Linked DNA regions of Homo sapiens: all the other regions are linked to region 1. A link is a contact called in ENCODE Hi-C data. All regions are on one chromosome and are shown on one strand. Each heading gives the region's core, a stretch centred on a gene start or an enhancer-like site at or near the end of the contact. The rest is flanking DNA. Distances are from core to core; before and after follow the strand shown. Region 1 overlaps ANKS1B (ankyrin repeat and sterile alpha motif domain containing 1B). Region 2 overlaps ANKS1B (ankyrin repeat and sterile alpha motif domain containing 1B). Region 3 has its middle 110 kb from the start of TRD-GTC1-1.

Evidence for each region. Hi-C counts contacts between places; a loop is a spot of excess contacts on that map. Pooled maps may share reads with other maps.
Region 2: a loop to region 1 is called in a pooled map, with 9 times the contacts of the local background. The contact joins two enhancer-like sites. A Hi-C loop is called at or near these places in 3 of 37 single-sample maps with no recorded cell type and 5 of 50 pooled maps.
Region 3: a loop to region 1 is called in a pooled map, with 4 times the contacts of the local background. The contact joins two enhancer-like sites. A Hi-C loop is called at or near these places in 3 of 37 single-sample maps with no recorded cell type and 7 of 50 pooled maps.

Annotation. Positions count from the first base shown.
Region 1 is chr12:98,752,674-98,755,939 of GRCh38, forward strand. All of the region lies in intron 25 of ANKS1B (ankyrin repeat and sterile alpha motif domain containing 1B), which reads right to left. Among named protein-coding and RNA genes, the nearest start is that of APAF1, 110 kb to the left of the region's middle. Within about 2 kb of position 1,663, at least 2 of the 41 ENCODE cell types and tissues checked have a DNase peak (open chromatin) inside an H3K27ac peak, as active enhancers do.
Region 2 is chr12:99,130,234-99,133,499 of GRCh38, forward strand. All of the region lies in intron 15 of ANKS1B (ankyrin repeat and sterile alpha motif domain containing 1B), which reads right to left. Among named protein-coding and RNA genes, the nearest start is that of APAF1, 490 kb to the left of the region's middle. RefSeq lists enhancers at 999-1,048, 1,749-1,818. Within about 2 kb of position 1,603, at least 8 of the 41 ENCODE cell types and tissues checked have a DNase peak (open chromatin) inside an H3K27ac peak, as active enhancers do.
Region 3 is chr12:98,395,869-98,399,134 of GRCh38, forward strand. No RefSeq gene overlaps it. Among named protein-coding and RNA genes, the nearest start is that of TRD-GTC1-1, 110 kb to the right of the region's middle. RefSeq lists an enhancer at 2,984-3,266. Within about 2 kb of position 1,808, at least 11 of the 41 ENCODE cell types and tissues checked have a DNase peak (open chromatin) inside an H3K27ac peak, as active enhancers do.

The DNA.
Region 1 (3,266 bases), core at 413-2,912:
GCAGGCCCCACAGCCCAGTGGCCCCAGGAGCCCACACCATTCAAAGCTCTCCCTGTGGGCAGTTGGTTTGTCCCCAAGGCCTTGGAAGGTAAGGGGTTACTACTGGTATTTCTGCTGAGTCCTGGGAGCACTTCAACCTTGCCTGTGAGGATGATCCCACACACTCCACAGGAGGTGTTCCTGAGAAGTTTGGGTCTTTTTACCTCAAACATCTGTGATTCAGTGAACATCTACGAAACACAATCAAAATCTAATTTAGGCCTAGAGGAGAGGCATTAGTCATGCTGGTGTGGCGGCTCACAGTCGCAGCAGTGAGCACGCAAACAGTGCTCCAACAGAGCCAATTCCCCAGCTATTTCTTGAGGCTTTTGCTCTCCCTGTGGGTCCACTCTATATTTTATCATGAAATCAGCAAGAGACAGGTGATTCTGTCAGGCTAGATGCCACGCCAAGCAGCGCCTGGGAGAAAAGTTCTTTTCTTCCGACCTTCAATCAGTCCTTTTCTCAAGATGATTTCTAGCTTTCTTCTCTTCTCCAAATGTGTATCTTTGATTTCTGCCTTTTCTTCCAAGCACAGCTTCCCCTTGTCTTCTCTCACTGAGAAACCATCACATTGTCTGACCCAAAAGAGGCAGGGTGGCCACCACACCCTGAGGTCACAGAGCATCAGAGAAGCAGATGCATACTGGTCACAGAGAGTGTTCTGAAGGTCACTGTAGCAGCTGAGAGCAGGCATGGTCTGCCCCAAGCTTTCTTTTTTCTTTTTTTTTTGAGACAGAGTTTTGCTCTTTTTGCCCAGGCTGGAGTGCAATGGCACAATCTCGGCTCACTGCCACCTCCACCTCTTGGGTTCAAGTAATTCTCCTGCCTCAGCCTCCCAAGTAGCTGAGATTACAGGCATGCACCACCATGCCCAGCTAATTTTGTATTTTTAGTAGAGATGGGGTTTCTCCATGTTGGTCAGGCTGAGCTTGAACTCCCCACATCAGGGGATCCACCCACCTCGGCCTCCAAAGTGCTGGGATTATAGGTGTAAGCCACCGTGCCTGACCATCCAAGTTTTCATTCTGATGAATGTCCCTAGAATGTCCACTCACGGTTTCTCAAAAATCACAGAAATGTCATTCTGCTGATGCTGATATTGCAACTAAGCTGGCCCTCTCTGTTCCTGCCCATCTCCACCCTCATCAAGCGCTCTGGGAGCCCGATTCCCACACTGCTGCTGGGGAGATGTGTTTGCGATTGTTCGCATTTGAAGATGATGGAGAGGAAGATGCAGGATGGTGCCTTCTGAGGCCATGGGAAAGAGGCCCAAGGGTTCTAGACCAACCAGATTCCAGATCCATGCCAGATCAATTGTGATGGTCTCAGAACCAAGTGGGGAAAATGCCTCTGAGCTTGAGAGTCGGTTTGAGAGAGGATGTGTCTGTCTCCTTTAAGTGAGTTGCTAGGAAATACTGACCCTACAAGACAGACATCTGCCTGCTGGAGATACTGCACCTTGCACAGCAAGCTGAGCACTTCCTTGCAACGAACACTGAGCCCATGTTTGCCTCCAGAGATGAGTCAGCCTAGTAAATTAGTAACGCACCAGCAAATGATAGTGGAGGAGGTCTGGGAGACAGCTCTGACCATCACTGCACAAAGAGGGCTGAGCTCTTTCCACTGCCTACACTTGGCACTCACGTCACTGTCAGCTTTGCCTCTTAGTGTTTGCGTGGGTCCCCTCTGAAAGGCAGGCAGGGCTTCCGACTTCTGTAGTCTCACAATGAAGACACAGGCTCTTGGTCTTGTTCATGCTACTGTGGAAGATGGCTGATTCCCATCTGTTGGGGACATGTACCAGATATTCCTGTTCTGGGTGGGAAACTAGACTAAGATGAAGGTGTGAGATTCAGTGATTCTGTAACATGTGGTCTTTATCTGCTGTAACAGTGGAACTTAATGAGTGTGAATTCCTTTACCATTAACCTAAAAACAAGTTACTGAAAGCGAGATCTACTTAAAGCTCCAGGATCTTCAAAGGAAAGTAAAAAGACCTTCATTTGAGCAAGTGAGGTTTTTCACATGATTATGGGAAGCCTAAAGGTTTTGGGAGAGAATGTGTTAGAAGTCCTGCCCTTTCATTTTTAATTAGTTCCTGGTATTAGGAAACTGCTCAAATAAGACACACAGACCAGACTGTTGGATTAAGTTTTCCTGCCTAATGGCTTCTTCTGGTTCCGCTTACATTTTCCTTGACTTCTTGCTTTGGTTTTATTTTAGAATGCTTTGTCAAGTTTCTTTTGTGATTATGTATAGTACAGGATTGGACACTGTTACCTTTCCTCTCTTGTCTGCAGCCCTCCTGTTTGTGGTACTGATGCTGGATGCCAGGAGGGCCCATGGGCACCGAGACACACCTTCCAAGTGCTGTGTTGCCCATCCCGACACACCAGGGCCCTTTCGGGGAAACAGATGCTCATCCCATGGGACCTCAGGACACATGTGTGAATGGGGAAAGAACCCCCATTTTTTTGTAGGTTCAATTCTCCTGCCTCTCCTATTAACATCCCTACCATCTGAAACGGGAGGAGAGTTGCTATCATGTACGAGGAGACTCTACCGGGATGAGGTTGAAAATTATATTGTAACATCAGAAGGCTTAGGTGAGAAGCCCATCTTGCAAACCTCAATGATGCTGGCTGGCTCTGAAGAGCCCATGGTGACACCCAGAAAATCTGAAAGCCCAACTGTCTCTGCCTTCAACATATTATCCCTGCAACTGTGGGGAGGCCAACGCCTGGTACTGGGTCTGGCACATTCCAGGTGCAGAAGAAATGCTTGCTTGCTTGCTGAATGAATGAATGAATATCCACAGGACTAACTGGAGTAATCGTAACATTTCTAGTTAATACTCAGTCTAGCTACCATTAAGGGAGAACTTAATAGGTGTGAGAGATGTGCCAAGCATTATCTTTGTTTCATTTAAGTCTTACCAAATCACATGCAGTAGCATATTATCCTCATTTTATAGATGAGGCAGTGGAGGCTCAGAGGGGTGAAATAACTTTCCAGACATCACAGAGACAGAAAGTTACAGAACTTGACATGACCCAATATCTGTGCTCAAAATCCCCCACTCTTGGCCCAACCCATGTGTCTACCCAGCTTGTCTCTAAGATGACTGCCATCAACTCTCCCCTCCCGTGCACACCATGGTGTTCCCCTGTTGAGAAGTCGAATCTGCTCTTTGAATCTGGACTGGTTTTACTGACTTGCTTGAC
Region 2 (3,266 bases), core at 353-2,852, 380 kb after region 1:
TGATTTTGTTTTGTGAAACATGAAAGATGAGTCTTATATTTAGGAACCATTTGGTTGGGAAGCTGGGAGAGTAAAATTTAATTGATTTTTTTTCTTCTGCAGCTCTTGAAGAAATAGCATGTGAATCCAGATTAGGTGGCATCATGTATATTTTTGTAAAAGGAATTTTTACTTGCTTAGGCTGAATTCATCCTTATAAGCCTCCCTCAGCCATCCTTAATTCCTCCCTTTCTCTCACTCCTGAAGTCAAGGATTACTATGTTTTATTCCTTTTTCTGCTGCAATATCCCGGACTCTTCTCTGTCCATCACTATAGCCACATCAGCTAATAAGCTCCTCTTCCTGTGTCCTTCTTCCCTCTCTACTCATCCTCTATAGTGCCATCAAAGTCAGAGTATTAATAAACAAATCCTGACATGTCAGTGTGCTTACTCCCCACATTTTGAACGGATTAAGTTCAAATGCCTCACAGGATGGCATTTGAGGTGCTGATCCTAATTTATCTTTCTAACCTTGTTTCTTGCCTCTTTCTTCCATTCCTCACATGCAAACACTGAACTCCAGTAACACCACTTTGTCTTCTCAACATACTCTGCACTATTGTGTCTTCATGCCCCTTGGTACATGCTATTTCCTCTGCCCAGATATTCTTCCTGGGCTTCTGTACCTGTTGACCCCTTCAACTCATCCTTTAAGGACTGGTTCAAAGACCACTTCTGTGACATCATCCCTGATTCCCACAGAGTTAAACAAGACTTCTATGACACGCCACAGCATCTGAAATACATCTGTGCTGGAAACTTCTACTATATTGCCTTGTAATGATTTGTTAGTGAACCTCTCTCTTCCACTTGGTCTGTAGCTCCAGAAAACCAGTGGCTGTTTGTTGCCTACTCGTCTTTGCTTTATTCTTCCTTCTGCCTGTCCACCTGCTCTCCCAACATCCAGGGGCCAGGACAGTCCCTGGCACACAATGAACACCCAACAAACACTTGGTTTAAGCAATGAATTATTATCTTGCACGAGATTTCATGAGTCTCTTTAGTTTTGCTTTCTTAACTTACTTAATGCTTATTAAGATGACTTTTCACTTTCAGTTCTTCCTGTTTGATTCCAGTTCTTAGTCATGTCTTCCCCTTGGCACAAAACTGATTGAGCAATATATGCTGAAGCCTCACTCTTCAAATTTCATGACAAAGTCTGAGGGTCCCAGGACTTTGGCCAAGCACAAATAGTAAGTGTCTGGGAGGCATCAACTAAATTATCTGCCAGTGAAAATGCTCTGTCTTCTTTGTCTCAGTTGTTTATGCAGAACAACCAACCGTTCCTGTAAAGTTATTTTTCCTAATTTTTAGCCTAAACTTTTCAATAGATACAGGCCATTTCTCCCTGTCTCCTCCTATCTCCTCATCTTCTGAGACTGTAAATTATCCTGTAACTTCATTTATAATGGGAACATATTTATTTTCTGTGATGATGGCTCCCCTGAGCCTTTCTTTTTCTTAGCTACATAAAGTTAACTTCCTCTGTGGCAAATTAAGGACAGATTACAAGCAGCCTGGGAACCGGGCTCCGTCACCACAGGGGGCCGCCTACTCAGCCTCCTTCTGTTCAGCCATGGGAAAGATGCAGCTGCTAAGCCAGCCGGGTGCTGGGCTGCTCTCCCCCTGCCTCTCCTGATCCCTCGGAGGGAGTTGAGAAGTCCCTTTCTCCATCAGTCTCTGGTTGGTGTCTGATGCTCTGTTTTCTAGCCTCTCTTCTTCTGCTCCTCCCCTCCCCCAGCTGCCTACCAACTCCTTCCCACCCCCAGGCCAGCAGTGACTGCCTCCAAGACTCCCCCTCCTTCCAGCACCGCCTCATGGTTTCCATGGCAACAGAAAATGTTGGTGGGAAGCAAAAATGCTGAACTGCAACTCGTGTTGGGGCTGGGAGGAGGAGGTGAAATGTGGGCCTCTCTGGAGGCTGTAGAAAGGTGGGGAGAAAGAAGCCAGGTGAGAAGCCCTGAGAAGAAAGGACCACGAGGCTCGAAAGGAAGGTGCATTGGCAAGCGGGGATCACTTTGATCAGAAAAATCAGCTAGGAGGAAGAAATAGGAAAGAGTTATAAAAAGTAATAGAGAATCCTGGGCCGGGTGAAGTGGCTCACACCTGTAATCCCAGAACTTTGGGAGGCTGAGATGAGAGGACTGCTTGAGCCCAGGAGTTTGAGACCGGCTTAGACAACATAGCGAGACCTTGTCCCCGCCTTCAAAAAAAAAAAAAAGTAATGAAGAATCCTATATATAGTGGTTGATTGAGGGATTACGTTAGGTATAAAACTGGGAATAGGTGACTTTATATTGAAGGTGAGTAGTGAAAGTCAACAAACATAGTGGCCAAAAAAAGGGGGGCTTGAGAGTTTAACAATAATATACATACATGAAAAACAAAAGTAATATTAACAGATCTGGGCTTGTAAATTAACTATTGTCCTTACTTATCAGCCAAGTGTTACTTATCTTCTCTGAGCCTTAGTCTTCTTTTTGCTTGTCTATTAATATAGTGTTATCAATATCCACCTCAAAAAGTTGTTGTGAGGATCAAGTTTAAATAAAGCACATAAAGTGGCCACTCATATAGCAGGTAAGGTAGGAATTTTTCTTTTAACCATTGTATGAGGTTGAGGAATGGTACTTCAAATGGGTCTTGGAGCTGGAAACTTAAAATTCATTGAAAACTGTGCCTTGTCATATATTTGATTTTTGTATTTATTTCAATTTTCCATATCTCTTAAGTATATGGCAACATGGTTTTTTTTTTTCTTTTTTTTCTTTTTCTTTCTTTCTTTTTTTTTTTTTGAGACAGAGTATTGCTCTGTCGCCCAGGCTGGAGTACAGTGGTGCGATCTCGGCTCACTGCAACCTCTGCCTCCCAGGTTCAAGCAATTCTTCCGCCTCAGCCTCCCAAGTAGCTGGGATTACAGGAACATGCCACCACGCCCAGCTATTTTTTTGTATTTTTAGTAGAGACAGGGTTTCACCATGTTGGTCAGGCTGGTCTCAAACTCCTGACCTCAGGTGATCCACCTGCCTCGGCCTCCCAAAGTGCTGGGATTACAGGCGTGAGCCACCATGCCCAGCCAGCATCATGTGACTACGTCCCTAAGTACATAGTACCATGGCAATATTTAGTGTTAACCCCTTCATAAAAAATAAGAAGAACCATCCTTTCCTTTTAAATAACCTCCCTGTCTGTGCTTTTCAAGAAGCCTGTGGTGTTGACTCATTC
Region 3 (3,266 bases), core at 558-3,057, 360 kb before region 1:
AACTGAGACTGGCCTAAACCTTACACTAAGACTTAGTTTTAATTTTAAAACACACACATCAGAGCCTAGTAAATTCCTATGCAGAAATGTGAAATCTCCAAGTAATGTTTTTTCTGCCACCTTTTGAGAGCCCCTTAACCTCATGCAGCCCCAGAGGGAAGAACACAGCTTCATTTTAGGAGTAAACAAGAATCTAATTTTAGAAATCCTCCAAGATGTTGACCTTTGTATTGGGATCTGTCAGTCTAAGACCCTGGGTCTTGGATGGGTTATTATAAATTAAAATCTAATACACCTTCCTTCTCTCTGGATCTATAATGCCTCATTCCATCAGCAACGTCCAGCTTAGGTGTGCAGTACAGCCCCATGAGGTAGATTGTTGTGGTTGCCAACAATTCATCTAATAAAGGCATGTGACCAATTCTGGCTTATGAGATATAGGGCAAGACTTCAAGAGGATTCTAAGAAAGAATGTGATCCCTAGTCAAAGAACAACAGAAGGCAAAGGTTCAGTTTTGGCTCCTGCCATCCTCCTTCCTGCTTCCTACTTATGTAGAATAAGAACATGCTCCTTGGAAGTGCAACAGGGGTCTTGGGACCACCAGAAGAGATCTGGCCAACATATTGAGGATGGTGAAAAAAAAAAGACAGGGACAGCCGGGTCTACATCCACCTCTAAATCTACCCCGGAACCACCTACAGCCATGATTCTTATTTTATGAGATGATTCTATGTCTTTGTTTTTTGTTGTTGTTGTTTGGGGGCTTTGGGGGGTTTATTTGTTTTGTTTCTGTTTATGGTTTTGAGACGGAATGTTGCTCTGTGGCCCAGCCTGAAATGCAGTGGCGCAATATCAGCTCACTGCAACCCCCGCCTCCCAGGTTCAAGCGATTCTCCCACCTCAGCCTCCCGAGTAGCTGAGATTACAGGCACGCGCCACCACACCCGGCTAATTTTTTTGTATTTTTAGTAGAAACAGGGTTTCACCATGTTGGCCAGGCTGGTCTCAAACTCCTGACCTCAGGTGATCCACCCGCCTTGGCCTCCCAAAGTTCTGGGATTACAGGCATGAGCCACCGAGCCTGGCCATCTTTGTTATTTAAGCTATTGTTAGTTGTGTGTTTTGTAACTTGAGGCCAAAAGCATCTTAGCTGGTATGAAAAATACCACGGACAGGCTTTGTTATGTGAGAACATCTGTTTAAAAAAAAAAAAAAAACTAACAATGGGTACCTTGAAATCTGAGCAGATAAAAATGAGACCATCATTTACTCCACGAGGAATGGCCAATGAACTTGTGGAAAGATGTTCAGCCTCACAGGTAAAATAGAAACACAAAATTGAAATCACATTTAGATACCATTTTATGCCCATGATACTGGAAAAAACAAATAATAAAAATCTGACCGTTCCAGAAAAACCCTCAGGCAGCAGGTAGGCAGGGAAGGGAACCTCGGGGCTGTGGCTGTCAGTGGCCCAGGAAGCCAAATTTGCAGAGTTTCCTTTTGATGCCACCTGCCGCTCGGTCTGAGGCTTCCCTCGGCTTCCTCTCCACTTTCCTCATCCCTGACTGAGCCCCAGGCAGAAGCTGCGAACTCGAACCGGCTTTGGAAACATACACATGTAACCACATTCTCACCCTTTTGAATTTAATTCCACAGTATAATTAAGCACATATACTGCACACGCACGGCTATAATACCAGCTGTCGCTTCAATTTGAAAGTGTACATTAAATAAATCCAAGTAAGAGGCAACAATCTCTGAGCCTTAGGCCTTGGGGAGGAGCCACTCGGCAGTCCCGCGGAATGAACATTCCGTGTGACACACTGCCACCCAGTGGCCACAATGGAGACTGTCAGAACCAGGAAACTGATCCGCGCTTTGGTTGTCCTTGGACCTGAAGCGCCTTGCAAATGCTCGGAAATATTCTGAACCAAATTGAGTTGAATTAAATGTAATTGTGCCGGGCGTGGTGGCTCACGCTTGTAATACCAACACTTCGGGAGGGCGAGGCGGGCGGATCATCTGAGGTCAGGAGTTCAAGACCAGCCTGGCAACATGGTGAAACCTCGTCTCTACTAAAAATACAAAAAAATTAGCCGGGTGTGATGGCGCACGCCTGTAGTCCCAGCTACTCGGGAGGCTGAGGTGGGAGACTCTCCTGAACCTGGGAGGCGGAGGTTGCAGTGAGCCGAGATCGCACCACCGCACTCCAGCCTGAGCTACAGAGCCAGACTCCATCTCAAAAAAAAAATGTAATTGAGTTGGAGTAAAGTGAAGGGAATTGAATTAGCATAAAATGAACAGGGGTATGTTGGGACAAAGACCAGGGTTTGGTGAACTGTTCCTAAACCCATGCAAGCACTGTATACTTTAGGCCAAAGGGAAGCATCCTCTCTGCATCTTGCACCAAGGAGAGAGTTTTGTCAGAAAAGATCTCAAAAAAGTCAGGTGTCCGTGTATGTTCTGGCTAAATGAAGGTCAGATATCGTCCACCAGGTCTACAGTATAAAGCCAGTTTCTAATACTTTACAAATAAATACTGAATAAACAAATACAGGCCAGGAGCGGTGGCTCATGCCTATAATCCCAGCACTTTGGGAGGCCAAGGCAGGCGGATCACCTGAGGTCAGAAGTTTGAGACCAGCCTGGGCAACATGGTGAAACCCCATCTCTACTAAAAATACAAAAATTAGTCGGGCATGGTGGTGCACGCCTGTAATCCCAGCTGCTCGAGAGGCTGAGGCAGGAGAATCGCTTGAACCCGGGAGGCAGAGTTTGCAGTGAGCCGAGATCACGCCACTGCACTCCAGCCTGAACGACACAGTGAGACTCCATCTCAAAAAGTAAATACAGAAATAAACAAACATGTGCAAACAAAATATGAACTCAAACCTTAATAAACAGGCCGAAATGAAAGGAACAACTCCTCAACTGCCACCATCAGTCTTGGGAGCCCCTTCCTTGGTGTCCAGCTGCACCTAGAACCCTCAACTCCCATTCCAGCTATTTCTGCCTTGTGTCGTGGCGGCAGGTTTAAAGACCTCTCCCCACTTTGGGTTGTGAACTCCTACATTTTCTTAGCACCATGCCCATCATATAACAGACAAGAAATGGGAGGGAGGAAGGGAGGAAGGGAGGAAGGGAGGCAGGCATCCTTACTGTAGCACTGATATATAATTTCAACAGAAACCATTTCTGTCTGTTTTGACACAGGCCTGTGGTCCCCTAAACAGAGCTTCTGCCATTTTCGTGAGGCTTTCTG